2 separate regions of the Homo sapiens genome follow, and region 2 is linked to region 1. Evidence: chromatin loops called from intact Hi-C (ENCODE). Cell type or tissue: sigmoid colon. All regions are shown on one strand.

Region 1 (4,000 bases):
TGTTTAGGTGGAAAAGCTATATATATAAAAAAAAGGGCATGATTCTCCTAAAAGGCATGTTAATGATTACTTAAGTGGAAGAGAAAGGCCTTAGTGGTTGGCAGGGGGATTCTGGGCTGCTGGAGATGTTCTTTTTCATGACCTGGGTGCTGGTTACATGGCTGTTTGATTCCTGGTAAACCATTGAGTTATATATTTGTGTGCTCACTTTTCAGTATGTGTTATTCTTTACAATATAAAAGGTTAAAAGGCCGGGCACAGTGGCTCACATCTGTAATCCCAGCACTTTGGGAGCCTGAGGTTGGGGGGTCACTTGAGCTCAGGCGTTTGAGACAAGCCTGGCCAACATAGTGAGACCTCGTCTCTACTAAAAATACAAAAAGTTATCCGGGTGTGTGGCACATGCATGTAATCCCAGCTACTCAGGAAGCTGAGGCACAAGAATCGCTTGAACCTGGGAGGTGGAGGTTGCAGTGGGCCAAGATCATGCCACTGCACTCCAGCATGGGTGACAGAGTGAGACTCTGTCTCCAAAAAAACAAAAACAAAAGCAAAAAAACCCAAAGCTTTGAAAAAGTACAATGCTTTGTTGTTTTCAACCCTCTGTTGCTATTCTGGTAATCGTCACTGTTTCTCAAAGATTGTCAATAGAGAATCAGTAGTTTCATCTTTAAGTTCTTTTAGGTCTTATTCAAAGTCCAGCTAGGTAAAGAGAAATTACTCTTGGTGTTCCAAAAAGGGAATTTAATAAAAAGAATTAGTTGGCCAGGCGCAGTGGCTCACGACTGTAATCCCAGCATTCTGGGAGGCCGAGGCAGGCAGATCACCTAAGATCGGGAATTCGAGACCAGCCTGACCAACATCGTGAAACCCCATCTCTACTAAAAATACAAAAACTAGCTGGGCGTGGTGGCATGCACCTGTAATTCCAGCTACTCGGGAGGCTGAGGCAGGAGAATCGCTTGAACCCGGGAGGCGGAGGTTGCAGTGAGCTGAGATTGTGCCACTGCACTCCAGCCCGGGTGACAAAGTGAGACACTGTCTCAAAAAAAAAAAAAAAAAAAGTTACTGGCTGGGCACGATGGTTTACCTGTAATCCTAGCATTTTGGGACAGAGGCAGAAGGATTGCCTAAGGCCAGGAGTTTGACACCAGACTAGGCAACATAGCAAGACCCCGTCTCTGCAAAAACATTTTTAAAAATTAGCCAGGAGTGGTGGTGCATGCCTGTAGTCCCAGCTACTCGGGAGGCTGAGGTGGGAGGATAGCTTGAGCCCAGGGGTTTGAGGCTGCAGTGAGCTGTGATCATGCCATTGCACTCCAGCCTGGGTGACAGAGGGAGACCCAAACTCTTAAAATAATTGGTTACATATTGGGTACAATGTATACTGCTTGGGTGACGGGTGCACTGAAATCCCAGAATTCACCATTAAATAACTCATCCATGTAACCAAAAACTATTGAAATAAAATTAGTTACAGAGATTTCGGATACATGGCATAGTAAAAGGGAGTGGGACAAAAGGAAGAAGAGTGATACCCAAAAATCAGAAACTAATAGTCCTGAGGTAGAGCCCACAAGCTTGTAACTTTTGTTGCACTGTTAGAGACATTATCACAATCAGTCTAGATCTACCCAAGTATTACCACCTTGATTAGGGCTGAAAATACTATTGCTATCACTACAACTCCTGCCAGCAACTGACACCCATTAGAGCCAAAAGCACTAAAAAGTTATAATTGGTAAGCATCTCTAAAATTGATAATAATGGTCACTACCTCTTTGTGTTGTTGAAATTAAATGTGTTAATGTATGTGAAGTGTTTAGAATGGATGCTGACCCATAGAAGACAAAATAAATGTTAGTTACTGTTATTGTTACACGGCTAATCTTTTAAAAAGTATTTATTGAATACTTATTATTTGCCAGAAACTGCGCTAGATGCCTAGGGTTGTCATGAGAATGAATTCAGAGAATGCATGTAGAGCAATCAGCACAGTACCCCCGTATGGAAATAAGCAGAAGCCAAGAGATATATTGAGTAGAGAATGCACCCTGCTGGTTGGTAGGGGTAAGGAAGGGGAAAAGATCATTTTTTTAAAAAGTCAGACATGAGTCAGTGGCATGATCTTGGCTTACTGCAACCTCTGCCTCCCAGGTTCAAGTGATTCTCTTGACTCAGCCTCCTGAGTGACTGGGATTACAGGTGCCCACCACCATGCCCAGCTAATTTTATTTATTTATTTATTTATTTATTTATTTTTAGTAGAGATGGGGTTTCACCGTGTTGGCCAGGCTGATCTTGAACTCCTGGTCTCAAGCAATTCCCCCACCTCAGCTTCCCAAAGTGCTAGAATTACAGTCGTGAACCCCTGTGCCCAGCCTCCCATTACATTTCTTTTCTTTTCTTTTTTGAGACAGAGCCTTGCTTTGTCACCCAGGCTGGAGTGCAGTAGCTCAATCTCGGCACACTGCACCCTCCATCTTCCAGGTTCAAGCGATCCTCCTGCCTCAGCCTCCCGAGTAGCTGGGCCTACAGGCGCATACCAACACGCCCAGCTGATTTTTGTATTTTTAGTAGAAATGTGGTCTCACCATATTGGCCAGGCTGGTCTCGAACTCCTGACCTCAAGTGATCCGCCTGCCTCGGCCTCCTAAAGTGCTGGGATTACAGGTGTGAGCCACCGTGCCTAGCCCTCCCATTGCATTTCTAATGTCATAAGTAAATCAAGAATGGAGGAGGAAGAATATGATATCCTCAGGGAAAGATATTTTAGCTAGTGATACTGTTGTAAACCCTGGCAAGAAACCCCTCACTAGCCTCACAGAGCAAAGCTTACATCAGAGAAAAATCCATCGCCAACAATCTGTCACGTGGTACCTCTTCTTAGTTCTATTTTCTCATTATGTCTTAATAGATCTTATCTCTAAAAAAATACTAATTCCAATACAAATGTTAGGATCAGTCCTAACACTTGAATATTCATTCAGCAACTATTTATTGATCTTATACTATGTGTATTAGTGTGCTCAGGCTGCCATAACAAAATACCACAGACTGGGTGGCTTAAACAACAAAATTTATTTCCACACAGTTCTGGAGGCTGGAAAGTCCAAAATCAGGGTGCTGGCCAATTTTGTTCCTAGTGAAGTCTATTTTCCTGGCTTTTCCAGAGAGCTAGGTTTTTTTTAAGCAACATACTACTATTTCTTAGTGTTTTTCAAACCTGCCACCTTTTAGTACCCACTACCACTACCCTAGATGTGGTTCTGATTTCTTATCTAGACCCGTGCTAGAGCCTCCTAAATAGTCTCCTTATCTCTGCCAATCAAACGTCCATACTCCTGCCAGAGTTCTCTGTAAACGTGAATTGGATTGTGTTTCATCTGCTTAGAACGCCTCATTGCCTAAAAAAGAAAGTTTAATTCCCTTAACATGGCATTCAATGTGCTTCACAAATCTGCCCCACTCTACCTTGTTCCGGTTTCTTTGGCATCACTCTCACTGCTCTGATGGCCTTCCCTGTAGCCCCACTAGACTATTAACTTTCCTGAACTTGAATATGAGAACAATGCACTTGCATACCTCTGCACACTTGCTCATGCTGTTTGCTCAGCCTGGAATGCTCTTCTCTGCCTAGTGACTGGCAGATATCAGCCCCTCTTGCAAGTCTCACAGACGCTATCCCCTTTTGAGGTCAGAATTAATTTCTCAGTTCCTGCGCTATCAGGCTGAGGTTTTCCAAGAGCAGGAAACAGTGATAAAAAGCAGTAGTAATAGTAATAGCAGTAGCTGCAAGCTTTCAGTAAGAGGATATCTTTTGGCTAGCTTGGACAGAAGAAAAGACTAGACAACGTGGGTGCTTGGTTCATCTCTGTGGGAGTCAGGAAGTATAATCAGATTCACATGGGTGAAAGAGGCTGTCTTTTTGCTTTCAAGATGAACTACACCTAACCCATCCCACACTATCAAAGGAGAACTCTTTGAGCATGTCTTGCAG
Region 2 (4,000 bases), 130 kb before region 1:
ATTCAATAAGAATTTGTTTTCTTTTGTAACAGGACACAATTGGAGAAATTGGTTACTTTACCAAGGCTTTGACTGGAATGGCATGCTTCCTTTAAATAATCAAAGTTGACTTATAGAGCAAATTAAAGCCCATTGAGGCATCTGGCCTCATACCTTATCCACACAGAGTCCCTGTGCAAGGTTCCTGTCCTGTGGTAAGTAAAGAATGTCACTTTCTAACAGGCCCAGGAACCCCAAGTTATCTTGGGACCTCAAGAGGAGAGGAATTTGCCCAACTCATAGGTATTTGAGGGTGCAAACCCACGGCTGGGCTCGGCTTTTAAAACATCTTATCTGAGATTCTTCATGGAACAGAGTTCTAGCAAAGCCAATTAAAAAACCCTAAGTGAAAAATATTCTTGCTGCACTTTATGCAAATAATCAGGCCACATACAGTAAGACTAAAGCTTATTTTGTAAACAAATCAGTTCTATCATGTTGTTTTTAATAAAAATGGGGACTGGAGAGAGAAAAATTATGCTTCAAAAAACTATAGTACACTGTTGTTAGCTGTTCTTGAGTTTTTTTCTGCAGTTTAGACTAAATTCTAAATTGTTTGTGGGTTAGAAGTCCCCAAACTAATGCTTTCAAATCTCTGCTTTTAAAATTGGGAATTGTACTCCTCATCCTAGGACTCATTATTTACCTTATAAGGTAAAATAGGCTGTTCACTTAAACACTGTAGTAAAACTATAGATGAGAGTACTAATGTTTTTGCCATACAAGCCTTGGAAGCTCAACCAGGCCGGCATGAGTATGCTCAGACAATTAATTGTAAAGCAGTTCCACTCTTCTCACCTTGGGGTTCACTCCCAATCCCACTACATCCCCTGTCAGCAGGAAGAGGCCAGAGTGATTGATGGCCTTTTCCCATCTTCATAGCCTATACCTTAAGATTAAGGTATTATAAAACCCAAAGGGAGGGATTGAAACCGCCTTTGTAAAATTATGACTGAGAGAGTGAAAGAGATCTAACTTAGCTGACTCCATCTTGCTTCTAACCTCCAAGCTGTTCTTGTTCATTCCTGGGGGTAGGCTGAACTAACTTCGGGAGAAATGTAGTTTATAGTTTATAGTTTAAACAAATATGGTAACAGCCCTTTCCCAAAGCAGACCTCCTTCCTGCCTGGCGACTAGATTGCCTTTGTAGGACTAACATTAGCCACAAGATCAGAAATTATGGTTTAGGGGTCATGCAGCTGGAGGCTATAAGATTCTGAGCCTCCCTAAACTGCTCCAAAGATCAGTGTTTGAGATATTTTGTAGACCCTGCACTTGATAAATCAGCTGGCACCACCCAGATCAATAAACTGGCTCATGTGATCTTATGGCCCCCACCCAGGAACTGACTCAGCACAAGAAAACAGCTTTGACTCCCTATGATTTCATCCTTGACCAATCAGCACTCCTGGCTCACTGGCTTTCCCCGACCTACCAAGTTATCCTTAAAAACTCTGCTCCCCGGCCAGGCATGGTGGCTCACACCTGTAATCCCAGCACTTTGGGAGGCCGAGGCGGGCAAATCACCTGAGGTTAGGAGTTCGAGACCAGCCTGGCCAATATGGTGAAACCCTGTCTCTACTAAAAATACAAAAATTATCCAGGTGTGGTGGCATATGCCTGTAATCCCAGCTACTGGGGAGGCTGAGGCAGGAAAATCACTTGAACCCAGGAGGTGGAGGTTGCAGCAAGCCTAGATTGCACCACTGCACTCCAGCCTGAGCGACAGAGCAAGACTTTGTCTCAAAAAAGCACAACAAAACAAGCAAACAAAAAACTTTGCTCCCCAAATGGTCAGGGAGACTGATTTGAGTAATAAAACTCTGGTCTCCCGCATGTGGGCTCTGCGTGAATTACTCTTTCTCTGTTGCAATTCCCCTGTCTTGATGAATGGGCTCTGTCTAGGCAGCGGGCAAGGTGAACCCCTTGGGAGGTTACAGTTTCACCATGCTGGTCAGGCTGGTCTTGAACTCCTGACTTCAGGTGATCTGCCTGCCTCGGCCTCCCAAATTGCTGAGATTATAGGCGTGAGCCACCACGCCTGGCCATGCATCACATTTTTATTTGTAAAAGTAAAAACCATGGAAACAACATCAATATCTAGCAATAGGATGCAAAATGAATGAGAACTATAGTACATTCAAGTGATGCTAAAGTTTTATACAATCATTAAAAATGATTGTTTAGGGCTGAGCATGGTGGCTCATGCCTGTAATCCCAATGCTTTGGCAGGCCAAGGCAGGAGGATCGCTGGAGCCCAGGAGTTCAAGACCAGCCTGGTTGACATAAGGTAGCCCCATGTCTACAGAAAATAAAAAATAAATTACCCGGGTGTGGTGACACGTGCCTGTAGTCCCAGCTACTTGAGAGACTTGTAGTCCCAGCTACAAGAGAGAGCCTCTCACTTGAGCCCACGAGGTTGAGGTTGCAGAGGGAGACCCTCTGCAGGGTCTCAAAAAAAAAAAAAATCGTGTAGGGCTGGGCTCCGTGGCTCATGCCTGTAATCGCAACACTCTGGGAGGCCGAGGCGGAAGGATCCCTTGAATCCAGGAGTTAGAAATCAGCCTGGACAACATCACAAGGCTCTGACTCCACAAAAAATAAAAAAATTAGCCAGGCATGGCGGCATGTGCCTGTGATCCCAGCTACTCCGGAGGCTGAGATGGAGGATCACTTGAGTGAGACTTTGTCTCTAAACAAAACAAAACTCTGTGTGTGTGTGCGTGAGCATTTACAGTGCTAAACAACTTTAAGTACCACACTAATAGTGAAAAATATTACAGGAGAGGCAGCAGAGCAATTGTTAAGAGCCTGGGCCCTAGAAATGACTGCCTAGGTTTGAGGCCTGGCTCTCCACTTACTAGCTGTATACTCCTGGGCAAGTTACCTACCTTCCCAGCCCCTCAATGTGCCCATTCATAGCATGGGGACTCATACCTAGTCCATAGTGTTGCTGTAAAGATTAAATTAGTTAATACAAGTAGAGGGCAGCGTCTAGCATCTAGTAAACAGTTGACAATTATTGGTTATTGTTATAGAAAATTGGAGGAGGGAGAAATCATATCTAACTGACAATGGATCAGGAAAGGCTTTATAGAGGAGGTGACATTAAAGAAAAGGTTTAATGCTAATGAAGAGTGATGGTGGGGGGCGGGGTCAAAAGATAGGGAGTTAAAGGTAGAGGAGGTGGTAAGGCGTAGGTTGTGTGAGGCCGTGAGTAGATAGATGAGTGGTGGCGTGTGGCAGTGGGAGCCATTGAAAACTAAATCTCCAAAGAGAGACAGGGGTCAAAATGTGGAGGGCCTTGAATTCCAAATTTAAAACTGGAGTTAACCACTGGCTATGAGAGTCATTAAAGATTTCTGAGCAAGAGAAAGAGGAAGCCTTCTTTGGCAGCATTGAAGGCTGACAAATTTGCAGTTTTATCCTTGAGTGTTACGAACTTCAGAAACAACTCTCTGAGGGCTAATATTTTGATTTAGGAAAAGGAAAGGGGGACACAAAGGAAGAGATGGAAAAAGGGAGTGAATAACTGAAGGATGATAAGTGGGAGGGGGAGATGAAAAGTGAGCCCGGTGGGAAGGTGGCAGCAAAGCCTGTCTTCCCTAATTCCTCATTCCTGGGGTCACTTGGTGACTGAACTCATACATAACCTCCCTTCTCCCCATTTAAGATTTGAAGTTTCCGTCTTTCCTTTAGGGCTTCATTTAACTTCGAGACTGTCCTTTTGGCCTGTGAGCACACGTAGGGCATTAGGACCCAGCGTTTGTTGTAGTGAGAGTGGTTGAATCTCGATCTCTCAATTTTTCTCTCGAGCTCCCTCCTCTCCCTTTGTCATTCTAGCTGCCTGCTGCCTCCGCAGCGTCCCCCCAGCTCTCCCTGTGCTAACTGCCTGCACCTTGGACAGAGCGGGTGCGCAAATCAGAAGGATTAGTTGGGACCTGCCTTGGCGACCCCATGG

The links. Hi-C counts contacts between places; a loop is a spot of excess contacts. Peaks named below come from ENCODE experiments on the same cell type or tissue, not always from the same donor. Only the 100,000 strongest peaks of a DNase experiment are listed, where the experiment ranks them.
Region 2: a loop joins it to region 1, with 3 times the contacts of the local background. A loop is called at or near these places in 1 of 110 quality-filtered maps.

The regions. Positions count from the first base shown.
Region 1 is chrX:101,204,628-101,208,627 of GRCh38, forward strand. No RefSeq gene overlaps it. Among named protein-coding and RNA genes, the nearest start is that of DRP2, 13 kb to the right of the region's middle. In sigmoid colon, a CTCF peak has its summit at 2,055; no DNase peak of the experiment used is centred here.
Region 2 is chrX:101,075,007-101,079,006 of GRCh38, forward strand. It overlaps TMEM35A (transmembrane protein 35A), which reads left to right and starts at 3,873. Exons shown (of 2, transcript NM_021637.3): 1 at 3,873-4,000. The coding sequence starts at 3,997. In sigmoid colon, no CTCF peak of the experiment used is centred here; no DNase peak of the experiment used is centred here; H3K4me3 peaks cover 600 bases.